Linked DNA regions of Homo sapiens: region 1 is linked to region 2. A link is an interaction called in ENCODE POLR2A ChIA-PET data of the cell type or tissue named here. Cell type or tissue: PC-9. All regions are shown on one strand. Each heading gives the region's core, and the rest is flanking DNA. Links, peaks and the distances in the headings are about the cores only.

The links. ChIA-PET counts read pairs that join two places held together with the same protein. Peaks named below come from ENCODE experiments on the same cell type or tissue, not always from the same donor. Only the 100,000 strongest peaks of a DNase experiment are listed, where the experiment ranks them.
Region 1: POLR2A ChIA-PET joins it to region 2 with 7 read pairs; 2 of 35 experiments call an interaction of 5 or more read pairs at or near these places.

The regions. Positions count from the first base shown.
Region 1 is chrX:43,735,124-43,744,900 of GRCh38, forward strand. MAOA (monoamine oxidase A) reads left to right here. Exons shown (of 15, transcript NM_000240.4): 10 at 1,104-1,157; 11 at 5,558-5,615; 12 at 6,827-6,924; 13 at 8,671-8,782; 14 at 8,986-9,048; 15 at 9,244-9,777. The coding sequence ends at 9,390. Among named protein-coding and RNA genes, the nearest start is that of MAOA, 84 kb to the left of the region's middle. In PC-9, for the core only: no CTCF peak of the experiment used is centred there; no DNase peak of the experiment used is centred there.
Region 2 is chrX:43,598,531-43,608,307 of GRCh38, forward strand. No RefSeq gene overlaps it. Among named protein-coding and RNA genes, the nearest start is that of MAOA, 53 kb to the right of the region's middle. In PC-9, for the core only: no CTCF peak of the experiment used is centred there; a DNase peak (open chromatin) is centred at 5,671; H3K27ac peaks cover 485 bases.

The DNA.
Region 1 (9,777 bases), core at 4,453-6,952, 140 kb after region 2:
TCAAAGTGATCTCAAATAACAGCCCTAAAGGAACTGCCAATCCAATTTGAGGAACACTTTAATTTGTGGGTAGGGAGAGGAGGAAATATCTGTTTTTTGCACTGATCTACCTGTCCTTTTGGTCTTGAATAAAAGAAATACAAATTTAAAAATTTTTTAATGGAAAAATAATTTCATTGTCCTTTAGCTCATTTGGATTTTTGAAAGCTTTCTAATAATAGTATAACTAAGGACTTCATGTCACAATTCAATTCTTTTAAATATACATGCAGTTAGTAATATCAGTATAATAAATAGAATATATTTGATTAAAGGGGAGCAGGCAGGTTATAACTGAGTTTTATTGAGTTACTTTATTTGGGGACTATATTAGGTCAGTTTCCAGGGAAGCTGACTCAGAGCTGGAGATCTGGGTGCTGGAACTTTATTGGGAAGTGCTCTGGGGATGACTACCTATGGCAGAAGGATTATGCGGAACTTGAGCTCCAATGTTGTCCCAACAAAGGCCTCTGCCATTCCCTTGGAAGTTCTGGAGCTGGGTGGCCCTTCAGAGTTGTCTTCAACCGCATCTAGGTCAGAACAACTCTAGGGAGGGGTGGGACCTTGAGCGAGGCATTCTCTGCTGCCCCGTCCAATTACTGGGGAAGGTTTCAGCTGTGAGGTAAGAGTAACGAGTGCCTGGTCCCAAAGGGAGCCTGGGGGGCCCACCGTGGCCTCCACTACAGACACATGTTTATATTTGTTTTTCCAGCTTTGATAAAGTATTTGGCAGAAGGCAACAGTCATTACCAGAATAATCATTTAGCACAACATTCATTCATTCAACATTTGATTTCCTACTATATGCCAAAAACCATGTTAAACTTTAGAAGTAAAATATTGAATAGGAGGTCACCTGTCGTGTAGGGGATCACAGCCTAGCAGGGGTTTTGGACACACAGGCAGACCAAAGACAATATGGCATTTGCCCTACTAGAGGAGGAGGGTCTGAGAGAGTTCATTTCATGCTGAATAGCTACAGGTTAAGAATACTTCAGAAAGAAAGGGCAGCTCTTAAAATAAACAGCTGTAACCTGATCATTCAATGTAACCTCTCTCTCCAGCTTCATTCTTGCCCGGAAAGCTGATCGACTTGCTAAGCTACATAAGGAAATAAGGTAAGAATTTATAACTGAAAAATAGATGAAAAAGTTAGCTTTGTATTTTGTTTTTGCACTGACAGTAGTAGAATAACATGAGGAAAAACACAGTACTTCACAAATATTCTCAAAATTCCAACAAACCAACCTTTTGTATTTTGCTACAGCCCTCTTGACCTAGCCCTTGCCCGTGTGCATATATTAATTTTACATGTTCGTGTTTATTTTACAGTAGTTAAGAGGTAGGATTTCCCTGAGAGATGGATGGATAAAAATCATAGAAAATATTAGCTGTGAAAAATGCTGTAGAAACCGAATCCCAATCCTCTTTCAAGGCCATAATCTTTTTCTAAGATTCTCTGACATGGACTTTCTAAAAAGTATATTTTAACCTGTAGCAACTTTTGTACATGAAAATATTCACTACTGCTTATCTGGGACACAGTTCTGATGTTCCCTTATCTGAAAGCTTCCTAGTATAAAATTTATTTTAGGACAGTGGTTTTTTTTTTTTTCTTTCTTTCTCCCTTTCTCTTCCTGTCATGGTATATTTGTTTTGTTTTGTTTTGGAATCCTTTGTTCAATTAAAGTCTTACCTGAAGAGGTAAGCCTTTTAACATCAGAGTTATTTGGCTGTTGGAGGGTTGCCTCTGGGTAGCCCTAAATCCTCTGCTAGCTTTTAAAGAGGTCCAATACATACACAAAAATATAGACTTTTCTCTGAATGTAATTTAAAAAATTAAACAGCTAACCCATTAGCAGCCGTTGCTTTGGGAGTTACTCTGATGACTTTAGAAGTGGGGGAAAGGCTGCAGAATGAGTTCCTACATGTGCACACGGATTTGTTTATTTGAATCTCATGGTTTGCAGGTAAGCTTTACATGGAAGAAACTCCCAGTTTCAATTAGCAGGTTCTTCTCTGTTCACTGTAAGTGGTAAATGGTTGAATCTCAACAATCATGGGATTCAAACAACCATGAGATTGTGGAATCTCATGGTTGTTAAAAATAAACTCTACTCACTCAATGGAGGAGGGATTTGGGGTCCAGTGATGGGGAATGATTTGTTCAAGCCTCCATAGCTAGTGTCTTAGTGCATTTGTGATACTGTAACAAAGTGCCTGAAACTGGGTAATTTATGAAGAATAGAAATTTATTTCTCACAGTTCTAGAGGCTGGGAAGTCCAAGATTATGATGCCAACAGATTCAATTCAGTGTTTGGTGAGAACCTGTTCCGTAGGTAGCACTTTCTCATGGTGCCCTCACATGGCAGAAAAGGCAGAAGGAGGAAGGACAAAAAGTGATGAAGGTGGTATCCTCACTTGGAGGAAGGCAGAAGGGCAGAAAGGGCCTAGCTAGTTCCCTCCAGCCCATTTATAAGGGCACTAATCTATTCATGAGAGCAGAATCTTCCTGATTTCATCATTTCCGCAGAGACCCCACCTCAAAATACCATCACCTTGGAGGTTAAGTTCCAACATTTAAATTTTGGAGGGACACATACATTCAAATCATCGCAGCTAGCTTGTGACAAAAAGTCTGGAGTAGCATATAGCGCATACTTTTTCATTACACCACACTAAGCTGACATTTTCTTTTGGATTTCCTGCTTTCCCTCCTTATTAATAGTAAAATAAATACCAGCCTGTAGGTAGACATTTGGTTATGATTCCACACAGTGGCTGAACTTCTCAAAAGTTCTTGTAAGGCAAAACCCTTACTAAATATGTCATTGACAAAAACAGTGGTTCCCAGATCTGACTGCATCAAAATATCCCAAAAGATGTTTGGAAAATATGTTTTTATAAGACCTATAGATTGTGATTGAGTAGGTTTGAGGTGGGGCCTGTGTATTTGTATTTTTCAACAAGCTTTTCAGGTGATTATGATAAGCAACCAGATTTAGAAACCAGTGAATAAGTTCAACGAGATGATTTGCACAGTGGCCTCTTTTATTCATCACTTAGGTTCTGTTATTTTTAGAGCCAAATTAATCAATCAGTGCATTGTTTTAACATCCTTGCCTTACATATCTTTTCCAAAAATTTTTAATTTTAAAGGGAAGAAGGGAAAGGGAAAGATAATTTCCTATGTTTGTGTGAACACATCCTTGGCTCTTCTAATAATATGAAATACAGTAAATAATGACTTGTAACTATTATAATTGTTTTTAACATTCATGAATGAAAACTAACTACAATGTGGGTTGATTGGATTTCAGGTTTCACTCTGCTTTAATAAAAATTTTATTACACATCCAGAAAGTAAGTTAAGCAGGCCTGGCGCATTGGCTCACACCTGTAATCCCAACACTTTGGGAGGCTGAGGCAGGCAGACTGCTTGAGTGCAGAGGTTGAAGACCAGCTTGGGCAACATAGAGAAACCGTCTCCACAAAAAAATAAAAAAATTAGCCAGGCCTGGTGACATGTATCTGTAGTCCCAGCAACTTGGGAGGCTGAGGCGAGAGGATCACCTGAGTCCAGGGAGGTTAAGGCTGCAGTGAGCCATAATCGTGCCACTGCATTCCAGCTTGGGTGACAGAGTGAGACCCTATCTCAGAAATAATAATAACAGTAATAAGTTAAGTACTGTTGAGCTTTTTTAGAATAATCATTGCCGATACTTTCATTTTCTAATTAACTTGAAATGTCTGAATTATTGCTTGTAACACCCTTGTGAAGTAGGTGTTAGAATCAGTCATCTCTTCATAGACTAGGCAAAGAGTAGGCTGAGGATGGGTTTTGACTGAACAAATATTTATTGAGTACCTACTATGGGCAGATTACTCAGAAGGGTAATAGCCTTACCCTGCTATTAATTAGCTGAGCAAAATCAAACAGATCTCTGCAGCTCCCTGAGCCTCGGTTTCCTCATCTCTGAAATGAGGGGCTTGAATCAGGCTGAGAGAGACAGACAGACAGACAGTAGTCTTGAGACTTCTTCCCATTCTTCTTTTCCTTTATGACTTTTTATGTATAATGTGAGCAGCTCTTTGAAGGAAGCCAAACTTCCTCTGACTATCCTGAAATTTAACTATCCACCTAAATATCCATCTAATGTTGCATGACATCATCTCAGGAGTGGCATTTGTCTCTCCCTTAAACCTTCCATGGAAAATGGTAACAATAAGCAAAGTTTATAATCTGCCTCCTCCTCCTGATTTTATACATATGAGGTGAATGTTCTGGAAGTTATAAAAATGGTTTAAGTGTGAGGATTTAGATAAATTTATAAGGTTACACTTTGTCCCATGTTATTCAGAGAAATTGGGGGCATGTCTTTAAAATATTTTCTAATGTAATTGGCAACATAAAATTGTATATTTCTAAATCTCTATTTCTTTATTACCAGTAAGCTTGAGCTCCCCCCGCCCTGCATAATTTTGTCTCTTCAGCTTTTAATACTTGTCTTACAGATTTGACTCAAACCTTTTGCCACATTTTTAAGCAAATATTTTTCCAGTTGCTTGTTATCCCTTAACAAATATTTTAGAGCATTTTCAAATGTTTAAACTATATTAAAACTATAAAAGGTAAATAGGAAAAGTATATAACTGGATCAGTGTGAACCTATGCAAACAAATCCAGAAATAAAACCATTAATTTCTAAAACAGGTGATTTTAGTAAATTAGACTTTTAAAAAAATTCACCATGAGTAGTTGTGAGTTTAAAATGTATTTCGTTTCAAAAAGAGTTTATATAAGTACAACCACTAACTTTTTCAGACATGAAAATACCATGTTCTGGGCTAGTCATTTAGATAATGAATTATGAGAATAACCAAAGGCTGTGTTTGAGGTAACATTAGCATATTTTGCCCATCCCTCAGATACACTTTGAAATACTGTGGTCCACAGACCATTCTATCAAGTGACAAATTCCTAGACTGAAATGACTGTAGATACTTTCTGTATAGCATATCTTATGTTATGCTTAAAAGATGAAATGAGCTTTATATGTTTGTAGGTAATTAAAACACAAGTATAGGATAGTTAAAAGACACCATCACTTATACTATAGACTTATAAAAGGGATCATTTTAGAACTCTACGTATTCCAGAAAAGTTATATAGAATCAGTTCCTAAGACTGGCTAAACTTAATTGAATTCATTTTTCCCATTTTTATCTCGAGAAGATATCATATTAGGTAGTGAAAGAGGCAAAAATGTAAAAAAAGAAAAGAATAATTCCATTGAATCCTCAAATTAAATGACTACTGAGGCATTGAAAGTTAATTTGAGTGCGGGGATTCATGGAAATGTTCATTTGTGCAGTTACAGAAGGCCATGGATTTTAATTTATCTGTAATAAATCTGGTTGATACCAAGAGCTCTAGAACTCACTGTATTTATTCTATACCCATCAGTTACTCCTTCCCTAACTTTATTTTTTTTTTTTTTTGGCTCTGTTTTATAGGAAGAAGAAAATCTGTGAGCTCTATGCCAAAGTGCTGGGATCCCAAGAAGCTTTACATGTAAGAAACTCCCAGCTTTAATCCCTAGCAGGTTCTTCTCTGTTCACTATAAGTAGTAAAGCAAAGCATATTCTGATTTTTTGACAGTCTTATGAAGAGAGTATAAAGCGATATGCTTAACTTGGAGGATAAACTTCAGCAGTCACAAAAGGTCATTAAAAGCTGGTATTAGGCGCATGGAATTTCTGACACAGCAACTTCTTTGGGCTGTTTAAATGTTCACTAGATAACTGGCAGCCAATTGTAATGAGAGCCTAGAGCTGCAGGGATTATGTCAAGAATGGGTGAGTTGGGTTCCTAGAACAGAAGTCCTGCCCCCAGTCAGTGTCACTTACCTGCTGCACAATTAAATTCCAGATATGTTATCATTTGTTGGTGAAGGCAAAGTAGTATGTACTTGACAAGATAGACTGAATCTAGAGTCTCTTCCCAGGTCAAAGTCATACTAATTTGTTTTTCCATGTGTGAACTCAATTCACAACTCATTTAGGAATATCAGTGCTTTCAATCCACCACTGAAAGCAATTAGGAGAATGAAATTACGTCTTTTTGAAAAAAAAAATAGAATGGCTGAGCGCTCTTTCAGGGGCTTGTCTCTAAACTGTTCAAATAATAAACTTTCTGAATGTGCCAGGGAAATTAGAGAAGGTTCTCTCATGTCCCCTAGGAAATAGTTTTCATCTTAATTGCCGCTTTTTCGTGGAATTCCCATCATACATGTTTCCAGCTTAGAAAAGTGGCTGGGAAAAAAGCCTTTCTTAGACATTTGTTTGTCTTCTGCCTCCTCCCTCCCACCCTTTCCTTAGCAATAATGCCTGATAGATGGGGAAGTAAAGTCTGTTATTAGGGACTCCAGAGATTTGAGCAGACCTTTCCACAAGCTGAATTGTTGATGGGGTTTCCTATAGACTTAGCTCTAAAGACTTCAGAATCTGCATGGATGGATGGATACCCCTCTCTCCCAGATACTGGAATACTTCATGTCTTCCCTAATCAAGAAAATGGGAAGAGCAAAGTATACATGTTTTGCCACATGGTACTTCACAAAAGGCCATTGCTTGGTACTATCATGTTTCCCCTTAAGTGAGTTAGAAAAACAGGATTTTCTTTATTTTCTTAATGTAAACTTTTTGTTAAAGCAACGATATTATTGACTCGCAGCATTTCAGCTTTGTTTTCTCTTTTGTATTTTCTTCCCCACTGAACTGCAGCCAGTGCATTATGAAGAGAAGAACTGGTGTGAGGAGCAGTACTCTGGGGGCTGCTACACGGCCTACTTCCCTCCTGGGATCATGACTCAATATGGAAGGTATTACGCAAGCACTACGCCAATTAATCCAAGACCTGTGCCAAATTTAAAAGGAAAAGCAGAGTTCAATGCAAATTCTAGAAATAGTTGTCAAAATCCCCATTTCTTATGTCCTAGATAATACTTGTATATTTCTGGATGTCCATAGAAAAATAAGGATGTCATTACATAGAACAATAGCTGTCAGCATACAGAACAATAGCAGAACAGTGGGGAGGATTTCAGATGTGAACAGTGCTTGTGAGAATGAAGCAAGCTACAGTGTCCTCCAAGGGGACTTCGTGAGCTCAACTTGACATTTAGTCTCACATGACTGCCTTAGGCTCCTTGGCACCAGTCAACACAGAAGGACATTGGATGTGTTTATCCAACACTTCTGTCTTGCCAACAGAGCAGCATCAGCAGACAGTCCTCTTCAGGGGAAGAGTCCTCACTGTATACAGTTGAGATGTGAGGAAATGACATCCACGTGGGGTGGGTCCACCTTGACCTAGAAGCCCCTTGCTCCATGGGAGCCATTATCTCTATGCTTCATAGGCATAGTGTCCGGTACCTTGCTCAGTTATAAGACTTGCTCAGTTACAAGAGACACCACACTCAGGGAAGCCCAAAGTGATAGCCTCCTACCAGGTATTTACAATTCATTTAGAGTCCTCCCAGCCTGGATGCAGTTCACTAATGTGGGGATGGGAGGGGAGGCACTTTTAGCATAAATGGTGTTGCCTCCATAGATGGCATTACACCTTCATCTGGTTTCCAGAGAAACAGAGCTAGAAAGTTAATACAAGGTCACATTTGTCCACTGAAAAGGAGGAAGTATTTATTAACCTTTTCGTTACAGGAGTTTTTAGTCTGTTTTTTTTTCTTCTTAATTGAGTCAGATCGCCTTTGTTAACAATAGCAGGATTGATGAACTGGATTAGTTCTGGTATCAAAGTAGAAGTCTAGAAGACAAGACTAAGATGAGGAATAGATGAAACCCAGGGTTCTGGAATTGGAAAAAGGAGTGCCAACGGGTTGAGATGAAGGCCATCAGGGTGGGGGGCAGGACATGCAGCTTGGGAGAGTTCATGAAACTAGCTGTGGACATGGCAGGAGTCAAAGCCAAAAAGTTGGAGGGGACAGCTGTCCATTCAGTCCAGCCCTTCTTTGTAAGAGGAGACCCATTTCCTTGCTCTCAGCCAGTCCCCAGAGAAGTTCAGAGAAGCTAACTGTACAGAGGTTGTTTTCTTAAAGAGACACACCCATATAATGTCTCAGGTCTCTCCTTTGCCAGAAATGATAGTTGACGTCCCTGTCTTCCCACCTGCCACTGCAGTTCCTCCTGACACACTGGGAGTGCCTGCAAAGCTGGATCTGTGGCTGTTTTCAAGAAGAGTGCACCTTCCCCCGAGAAAGACAGGACAGGGAGAAGAATGGACTGCCAACAGGAAACAGCAAAGAAATCTGATTTGGGGATTGAATACATGTTCTTATATTCCAGCTCTGGCTGGCTTGGAAAAGATCAACATCCCCTTTAATGATTGATGATCTGATGGCCTGATTCTCCCTGACTTGAAAGTTCAGATCCTCTATGCAGATCCAGAAAGCAAAAAGTGGCCTTTCACCTTGGGCTAAGTCATACGGGTGTTTTTTAAACAGTCTGAATTTCTGTGCCTTCTGCAGACTAAATGAGGGCAGTGATTGGCTCATTTACCCTGCCCACCTTCCCAAGTAACTCTGTGTAACCTCTTGGTTCCCTTGAAGGGTGATTCGTCAACCCGTGGGCAGGATTTTCTTTGCGGGCACAGAGACTGCCACAAAGTGGAGCGGCTACATGGAAGGGGCAGTTGAGGCTGGAGAACGAGCAGCTAGGGAGGTAAGCAGGAAAGCCCAGGCTCTCTCCCTCCCGAGTCACGGCAACGTTTTTGGCATCTGGTCTTGCTAGTTCTTGACACTGATAGAATCTGTATGTCCATTTCTCTGCCCCTCACTCATGGGGCTCATCTGTGGCTAGCAGGGCCTTGAATCTGTAGAAACTATACAGCCTCTTTTCATAATACCATGGTGACTTTCTTTCAGGTCTTAAATGGTCTCGGGAAGGTGACCGAGAAAGATATCTGGGTACAAGAACCTGAATCAAAGGTAAGTTTGGTGACTCTGGGCACTATCTCTCCTTAGACCAATCATGGAACATAAAACTCACATCTCCCTTCTTCTAGCCTCCGATTTAATTATAGATGCAACTATCCCAGGGGTCTCCATGCATGGATCTTGCAGTGTTTTGTTCCTCCTTGTCAGCATGAGTTTTTTGCTCATGATCTGTGTTCCTTCATCTAGGACGTTCCAGCGGTAGAAATCACCCACACCTTCTGGGAAAGGAACCTGCCCTCTGTTTCTGGCCTGCTGAAGATCATTGGATTTTCCACATCAGTAACTGCCCTGGGGTTTGTGCTGTACAAATACAAGCTCCTGCCACGGTCTTGAAGTTCTGTTCTTATGCTCTCTGCTCACTGGTTTTCAATACCACCAAGAGGAAAATATTGACAAGTTTAAAGGCTGTGTCATTGGGCCATGTTTAAGTGTACTGGATTTAACTACCTTTGGCTTAATTCCAATCATTGTTAAAGTAAAAACAATTCAAAGAATCACCTAATTAATTTCAGTAAGATCAAGCTCCATCTTATTTGTCAGTGTAGATCAACTCATGTTAATTGATAGAATAAAGCCTTGTGATCACTTTCTGAAATTCACAAAGTTAAACGTGATGTGCTCATCAGAAACAATTTCTGTGTCCTGTTTTTATTCCCTTCAATGCAAAATACATGATGATTTCAGAAACAAAGCATTTGACTTTCTGTCTGTGGAGGTGGA
Region 2 (9,777 bases), core at 4,195-6,694:
AAATATGAATTATATTATTATCCTCAAATAATACAACAAAAGACATTTCACAATGTTTCCAAAAGCAGAGACAGCTCTTCTCTTATTGAGGAAATATGTTTTTCCTAATATGCAGTTGGGTTATATAATCTCTAAAAGGAATGGATTAGCATTTAAAAGAGGTGATTATGTCACTGGATAATGGAGCTACATGGCTGTCAGTTTGCTTGGACAATAGGAAATCTCCACAAACCCCTTACCCCCACCTCTGCCTCTGAACAACCAGTGACAAACAAAGTCTACCCAGAAAATACAGGAGACCTCTAGTAATGACTTCAGGAACCAAACAGGATCCAGAGAGCCTCTTGCAGGTTGAGTTCTCTGGAAGCAGATGCTGTGATAGAATTTGGGGTGCAAGATGTTTATTAGGGGTCAACGTGTTAGGAAGTGAGAGCAGAGGGAGCAGGTGAGCTACGGTGTAGGTTCAATACATCCTAGTTCAATTCAGTGGAGATCTCTGAAGAGAACATTGCCCATTAGAGTTGTCTCCCATTAGGCCAAAATAACAGGGCCTTTATACCTCTGCCTCACTCAGTCATTGAATGCTTGCTACCCTGGAAGGACTCAACCTCCAACAGGGCTGCTCTCTGCAGATGAGGCAGATTCTGAAGGACTGACAGCCGGAAACTGCCTGCTGACTATACTTCTCACAGCTGGGTAATAAATCCTTCCTTGAAGGAGAATCTAGCGGGTATATCTCTGTGCCTAACACAGAACCAGATAGATCTTTCCTTCTGGGGTAGCGTGTGGTTTTCCTGACAGAGAAGAAAGAGTATTCAGACTGAGAGATTTGAAAGAAATCGTTCTTGGGAAGAAGAGGCCCAACCTGAGGGTGAAAAGGCCAATTAGGAGTTAAGGGAAGCTGGGAGAGATTGGCCTTCTCCAAGGGAAGACCTATGTCTTTGGGAGCATCCCTTGGGAGATGGAAAGCAAAGTCTAATGCAGCTAGAACTTTAATTTGTATCTCCCTCTCTATACCTCTTTTCTAAAAATGCTTTATCCCTGTAGGAACAGGGTGTAGAGGCAGAGTATCCAGAGCAAATAGGTCTGTTGTATTCTATCCCCCATTCCTTGCCTAAGGAGAAAGGAGAGTACATCTGCTGACTAACTGGACCAGATCTCTGAGAGCACAGAGGTGATTTCCAGTCCTGGAAAGCTTCCCACAGTTAAGCCCGAGGCAGAAGAAAGAACCAAGACATAAGATAATTTTTCTGGAGAGAACATATGCAGAAAAGACCAAGCCTTTTGACTATGTTCATAGATTAGCAAATGATGGCTCCTAAGAAAGAAGGAAGGGACTCCAGAAAACTCCTGATTTTGTAACAAACTTCCCACATTGTGGAGTGAAGTAGCTTTTTCTGAAATGTTTACCTAGGAACCAGAATATATTTTTAATCGACCTAAGTTTTGAGTTTTTCAGTTCAGTCACAGGTTCCTACCAATGGTGGCTGGATTAGTCAGGAAACAGTAACAAATAAAACCTAAAATCTCAGTGGTTTAACATGACAACAAATTATTTCTGACTCACATATGATCAGCACAGTCAATGGGGGACTGTGCTACACAATCAGTCACCCAAGTCTTGGAAGCTCCACCATCTTGAATATATACCATTCGGAAAACATGGCCTTCACCCACTTCCACCACACACAACCCATTACCTAGAATCCAGTTACATGGCTGAAATTTCAAAGCAAGTGAATTTGGAGACTGTAACTTTCCTATTTATCCAGACAGTGGAAAATGAAATGGGATTTGGTGAGCATATAGCATTGTTTCTAGCACAATAAGGAACAGCTGGCTGTCTGGTTTTGCAGAAAAGCCTGGTGAACCTTACAAACCCTTTCTCAGTTGGTTCTTACTTTTATCTGGGCTAAATAATCCTGGACTTGGAAACACATACAGGCAACACAGAACAACTGCTTTTGAGAAGAGGATATTAAACTACACTTCTGAGATGAATTGGTACCCAGAGTTTATTGCCTTAGCTTATTAATAAACCTTCAAGCAGTTAGGGTAAAGAAATGATGAGTACAGCTGAAAAACCATTATAATATTTTCAGGTTCAAATATTTTAGAAATAGTCTTCACAATTTTAAGAAAACCAGAATCAGTAGAGGACTGATGTGCTCTGTCAAAACACCAAGGAGTAACATAAACATCCTTCTATAGTCTCCAGAAATTATTTCTTACAGAAAGTAAGATAAGGCCAGGTGCAGTGGCTCACGCCTGTAATCCCAGTACTTTGAGAGGTTGAGGCAAGTGGATCACCTGAGGTCAGGAGTTCGAGACCATCCTGGCCAACATGGAGAAACCCTGTCCCTACTAAAAATACAAAAATTAGCCGGGTGTGGTGATATGCACCTGTCATCCCAGCTACTCGGGAGGCTGAGGCAGGAGAATCGCTTGAACCCGGGAGGCAGAGGCGTCAGTGAGCCAAGACCCCGCCTTTGCACTCCAGCCTGGGCAACAAGGGCAAAACTCCGTCTCAAAACAATAAAAAAAGTAAGATAAAGTAGTTCCCTGGGGTTGTTTCTGTGGATTCTTTTAAAAAAACATGAAAAAGCAGACTGTTTCCAGAACATTCATGACATCTAAACCCATGGATAAATACAGCATCTGAATATCTTTTATTCATTCCATCTTTTGCTCAGTTCAATAAAACCATGACTTATTAGCAAACAGGTACCATAAATTGCATCATTGAAATGAGTAGATAACTTACCTTTAGTCTACAAATGTTTATTGAATATGTATTATGTGTGGGGCAGTTTCCTCTGGAGCTATAACAGTGATCATAACAGAAAAATTCCCTGCCCACTTAAAGATTACATTTTAATGGATAAAATCAAACAAACAAAGAATTTAGTAAAGCAAACATTGTGTCAGAAAGTTGTAAGTGCTATAGAGAAAAAACAGAGCAAGGAAGAAGGATGGAACTTGAGATAGGGGTTGTCACTGCTCAGAGAATTACTTGGGGATTAGTTTCTGGGAGAATAGAAAAGAAATGATGGGTTTCTTATGGGTACTGCCATAAACAGGGACAAAGATCATGGTGAGACTTTTTAAAAGTGTTTATTTTAGGTTAGGGGTACATGTGAAGCTTTATTACACAGGTAAACTCATGTCAAGGGGGTTTGTTGTATGAATTATTTCATCACCCAGGTATTAAGCCCAGTACATAATAGTTATCTTTTCTGTTCCTCTCCCTCCTCCCACTCTCCACCCTCAAATAGACCAGTGTCTGCTGTTTCCTTCTTTGTGTTCATAAATTCTCATCACTTAGTTCCCACTTATAAGTGAGAATATGCAGCATTTGGTTTTCTCTTCCTGCATTAGTTTGCTGAGGATAACAGCCTCCAGCTCCGTTTAAAGGACATGATCTCATTTCTTTTTATGGCTGCATAGTACTCCATGGTGTATATGTACCACATTTTCTTTATCCAATCTGTCATTGATGGGCATTTAGATTGATTCCATGCCTTTGCTATTGTGAATTGTGCTGCAATGAACATTCACATGCCTGTGTCTTTATGGTAAAATGATTTATATTCCTCTGAGTATATACCCAGTAACGGGATTGGTAGGTTAAATGATAGTTCTGCTTTTAGCATTTTGAGGAATCACCATACTGCTTTCCACAATGGCTGAATTAATGTATACTCCCAAAGATCATGGTGAGATTATTCTTGATTCCCTCAAGGCAAACAGTGGTAGTAAAGCTGTAATGAGTGGAGAGATGGAAGTCTTGCCAGAAACACACAGAGATCTGGTCTCCCTTTTCATTCCTGCCAGTGATGACATGGAGACTGGGGAGTAGATGATTGTAACTAGAGAATGTAGACCTCTGGGACTCCATCTGCACTCTTGCTCTCTATTGATGGAACTGTGAATTTCTTAAAACCTCTTATCTATTGAGACTTGTCAACTTAAAAATCACAAATTTATAAATTTAGAAAAGAGACTTTGTTTTGTATAAAGGTTTATAGTCTGCAGGGCGGCCATTCCACAGGCTGGGAAGTATGGCCTTCAGTAGAGACCAGAAATAGGCACTTTGAGGGAGGGGAGGGTGGAAGAGGAACTTACGTTGAACAGGTTGGCCAAGTATATATATTTAACAGGTTATAGCAGGAGCTATGAATATTCACAAAGGGGATCCTGACACATGGGTATTCAACAAACATGTATGTGACATACAACCCAAGTTCATGTTAGGGTAGAGACTTAACATTTAAATGAATTACTATTAGGCCCTATACATCAAAAGCTAAAGCAGGGACATGGAGGCAATCAGGTGTGCAGCCTCTGTAAACAAACGAGAACCAGTCTATGATTGGTGGTCTCTCATCAGAAGAAAGTTACTGAAATCATTCTCCTTCATGGCTTTTGGTATAAGAGGTTAGTTAGTCAGTGCCTGGCGGTGGATGAGCCACAAATGTTTAAAAATTGTTTATCTCAGGCCATGTGCGGTGACTCACGCCTGTAATTGAAACACTTTGGGAGGCTAAGGCAGGCAGATCGCCTGAGGTCAGAAGTTCAAGACCAACCTGGCCAACATGATGAAACCCTGTCTCTACCAAAAATACAAAACCTAGCCAGGTGTGGTGGTGTGAACCTGTAATCCCAGCTACTTGGCGGGGCTGAGGCAAGAGAATCGCTTGAACCCGGGAGGTGGAGGTTGCAGTGAGCTGAGATTGCACCACTGCACTCCAGCCTGGGCGATAGAGTGAGACTCAGTCTCAAAAAAAAAAAAAAATTGTGTATCTCAAGGCCAGTGCTTGTTTAGCTACTAGTGAAAAAGAAAAATGTTGTGGCAGATAGAACATAGTTTATTCTTTAAGTGTGGTGGTGCGTGACTTAACCCTTGCCTGGCATGTTTATAATTTGGTATCTTATTGTCACAAAGACCCCGTTCTATCAATCTTATGATCTCTATTTAACACTATTGTTGGTTAATTGTTGTGTCTAAACCACAAAAGGGAGGGAATATAACAAACTGTGTCCAACCTCTTGTCACATCATGACTGGGAACTCAATTTTTAAAATTTCTCTGGGGTCCCCTTGGCCAGTCCATTCAGTGGTTGGGAGGTATAGGATCTTATTTTTAGTTCTCAGATTCAATACATGTTGAATGAATCAATCTCTATGAAATGCATTTTTAAATGTATGGTATGAGCAATCTATAGCAATCTAAAAAGTAGTTTGGTGCCAGGCATGGTGGCTCACGCCTGTAATTCCAGCACTTTGGGAGGCCGAGGCAGGTGGACCACGAGGTCAGGAGATCGAGACCATCCTGGTGAACACTGTGAAACCCCGTTTCTACTAAAAATACAAAAAAAAATTACCTGGGCTTGGTGGCTGGCGCCTGTAGTCCCAGCTACTCGGGAGGCTGAGGCAGGAGAATGGCATGAACCCAGGAGGTAGAGCTTGCAGTGAGCAGAGACTGTGCCACGGCACTCCAGCCTGGGTGACAGAGTGAGACTCCATCTCAAAAAAAAAAAAAAAGTAGTTTGGTAATTGTGGTGGCTTTATAATGTGTCGACTTAGCTACACTGAACTACATTTCCCAGAATTCTCTTTATTGTATGTTTCCTGTTGCCATCAGCCGCAAGGGAGATTCTGGGAAGATTTGGAGCTTAGACAGGAAACAGTAGCCATTTTGTAGCTCACACAAGTTGTTGCTAATCTGCTGACTCATGTGTTGATGTGAAGTAGTGGCTGAACCAGCAACTTCTCTACCTTCCCTGGATCCTCCTTCAGCTTTTCCAATTCCTATATGTGTGTTTACCTCCATGATGAAGCAGAACACTCACACCATTAAGGTCAGAACTGACATGGATTTCAGTCTCTCCTTATGAGATCCCAGACTGCATTTTCCCTTCCCCACTTTACAGTTATCTTTTCTCATGACACACTGCTCTGTGGACTTAACATTCTAACATCAGATACAAAGAAACACAGACATACACACACACACACACACACACACACACACACACACACACACATCCTTGTGGCTCTGTCTCTCTAGTTGAACCATAATGGATACAAATATTTTAATTATTAACATCCCCAGGGAGTTAAGAGAAAATATTGCATCTGTGAAACAAGACTAGGGTACTACAATGGAAAAACCACTTAGAAAATAACAATCAAAAAAAGTTATTAGAAGTGAAAAACATGATAGCAAAAATTTCAAAAACCAACAGAAGATTTGGAAAACAGAGATGAAGAAATCTCAGAAATAAGAGCAAAAAAAATATGTCTTCCACCTTATACTCTCTCTCAGGCTCTTCTTGCTTGTTTGCTCTTATGAAGCCAGCTGCCATGTTATAAGCTGTCATATGGAGAGGCCCATATGACAGGAACTGAGAATGGCCTCCAGTCAACAGCCAGCAAGGAACTGAGGCCCTCAATCTAACAGCTCACAAGGAACTGAGTCCTGACAGCAACCACATGTGTGAATTTGGAATTGGCTCTTCCTCCAGTAGAGCCTTGAGATGACTGTGGCCACAGCTGACACCTTGATTGAGGCTCATGAGAGACTCTGAGCCAGAGGCACCCAGGTAAGCTGCATTCAGATTCCTGATCCACATAAACTAGAAAATAATAAATGTTTGCTGTTTTAAGCTGCTAAGTTTTAGGGTAATTTGTTATGCAGCAATAGATAATTAATATGCTGATAGTGGATGATCGATAATCTAAAATTAGTTATTTCTATTCAGAAGTTCTAAGTGAAATATTATCACTGTTATTACAGACTTGTATCCCAATGGAATCGTGTGCAGGTTAGGTGGAAAGCATTAGTGTTTTGGAGTATAATAAAGTATGTAAACGTCGTTCTACTCTCTCTCCCTGCCTAAAAGTATCATAGAGTAAACGTGGCAGTGAATAAGACATTCTCAGAAGAGGAAGGTGAGTTTCCATGGGTCCTGGACTAACATGAGAATTTGGCAAGGCTGGGAATCCTGAAATCGAAACAAAGAAGTGTTTGTCTGTAATTAGGCTTTCCTAGAAAGTTTTCAGAAGTGACTAACTCACATCCTGATATACCAAGATACCTAACCCTATGTGAAGTGTGTCATTATTAGGACTGTGTATAAGTGTATGTAGTACTGCCTTACTATAACTTACAAACCACTGAGAAGGGCCAAGGCCCTCCAGTTTCAGAATTAGGCTTAATTCTTGGATTATTCTTCTTTTATTGTATGTTTTTAAAGAAATATCAGAACTATTAAATACCAATAAAAATTTTGAAAAATAAACATAACTATTATATATCATTTAAAAATTTTTAAATAAAAAATAATTGTTCTGTATTTAGGAAACATTCCATAAAAGCAATGACAACTGTGGTATTTAGATAATGGTTCAAGGATTTCTGGGTAAAAAATGTGTCATATAGAGTTGCTTTTCTAACTTTCAAATGGAGATTTCATATTGTAATGAGTCTTTTATGCATGTTTAAGGATTTTAAAATATAGAGGATGTGGAAAATGAAGAAGATGAAATGAAATCTACATTGTTGAGCTCCAACAGAATTAGTAGTTTTAGATTAGAAAGTGTCTTTCTGTATGTGATATTTTTGGGTCAGTATTTTACCAAGATTATGCAATGCTCACTTACTATTGATTTTTTAGTATCTATCTTGTTGTTTCAAATCTATGACTTGCTAAGGGATAGGCCAAATTAGCAAGTAAAAATGCATGTAAATAATTATAGGAAAATATAATAAAAATTGATTTCAATAACTTAAAACTCTCTAAACACAGAACTGTCAAATTTACTTTTTTATTTTAATTTTATTTTTATTTATAATTTTTTATTTTAATTTTTGTAAGTACATAGTAGGTGTTTATATTTGTAAGACACGAGATGTTTTGATACAGGAATGCAATGCATAATAATCACATCATGTAAAATGGGGTATGCATCCCTGCAAGCATTCATCCTTGTTGTTACAAACAATCCAATTATACTCTTACAGTTCTTTTTAAATGTACAACTAAATTATTAGTTTCTATAGTCACCCTGTTGTGCTATCAAATGCTAGAACTTATTATTCTTTCTACCTATTTTTTTGTACCCATTAACCATCCCACCTCCCTCCCCACCATCCACCACTGTATTTCCCAACCTCTGGTTCTCATCCTTCTACTCTCTATCTCCATGAGTTCAATTGTTTTGATTTTTAGATGCCACAAATAAGTGAAAACATGCAAAGTTTGTCTTTCTGTATGTGGTTTATTTCACTTAGCATAACGACCCCCAGTTCCATCCATGTAGTTGCAAGTCACAGGATCTCATTCTTTTTTTACGGCTGAATAGTACTTCATTGTGTATATGTACCACATTTTCTTTATCCATTCATTTGTTGTTAGACACTTTGGTTGCTTCCAAAGTTTGGCTATTGTGAACAGAGCTGCAACAAACATGGGAGTGCAGATATCTCTTTGATATACTGATTTCCTTTCTTTTAGTTATATACCCAGCAGTGAGATTGCTGGATCATACAGTAGCTCTATTTTTAGTTGTTTGAGGAACCTCTAAACAATTCTCCATAATAGTTATACTAATTTACATTCTCACCAATGGTGTGAGAGGGTTCCCTTTTTCCACATCCTTACCAGCATTTGTTATCACCTGTCTTTTGTATAAAAGCCATTTTAACTGGGGTGAGATGATATCTCATTGTAGTTTTGATTTGCATTTATCTGATGATCAATGATGTTGAGCGGCTTTTCGTGTGCCTGTTTGACATATGTATGTCTTCTTTTGAGAAATGTCTATTCAAATCTTTCACCTTTTTTCTTTTTCTTTCTTTCTTTTTTTTTTTTTTTTTTTTTTTTTTGGGACAGTATCTCTCTGTTGCCCAGGCTGGAGTGCAGTGGCACGATCTTGGCTCACTGCAACCTCCGCCTCCCAGGCTCAAGAGATTCTCATGCCTCAGCTTCCTGAGTAGCTGGGATTACAGGCGTCCACCACCACAACCAGCTAATTTTTGTATATTTAGTAGAGATGAGGTTTCACCATGTTGTCCAGAATGGTCTTGAACTTCTTAACTCAAGTGATCCACCTACCTCAGCCTCCCAAAATGCTGAGATTACAGTCATGAGCCACTGTGCCTGGCTTTCACCCATTTTTTAATCAGATTATTAGATTTTTTTCCTATAGAGTTTTTTGAGCTCCTTATATATTCTGACTATTAATACCTTGTCAGATGAGCAATTTGGTTAGGTGAATTCCTAGGTATTTAACTTTATGTGTGGTTATTGTAAATGGAATTACTTTTTAAATTTTTTTCACATTGTTTATTGTTGGCATATAGAAATGCTACTGATTTTTGTATGTTGATTTTGTACCCTGCAACTTTACTGAATTTTTAAGTTCTAATAGTTTTTTTTGGTGGAGTTTTGAGATTTTTCCAAATATAAGATAATATCATCTACAAACAAGGATAATTTGACCTCTTCCTTTTCAATTTGTATGCCCTTTATTTCATTCTCTTGTCTGATTGCTCCAGCTAGGACTTCCAGTACCATGTTGAATAACAGTGGTGAAAGTGAGCATCCTCGTCATGTTCCCTACCTTAGAGGAAAGGCTTTCAGTTTTTCCCCATTCAGTATTATACTAGCAGTGGGTCTGTAGCATATGGCTTTTATGATGTTGAATTATGTTCCTATTATACCCAGTTTTTTAGGGTTTTTATCATGAAGGTTGTTGAATTTTATCAAATGC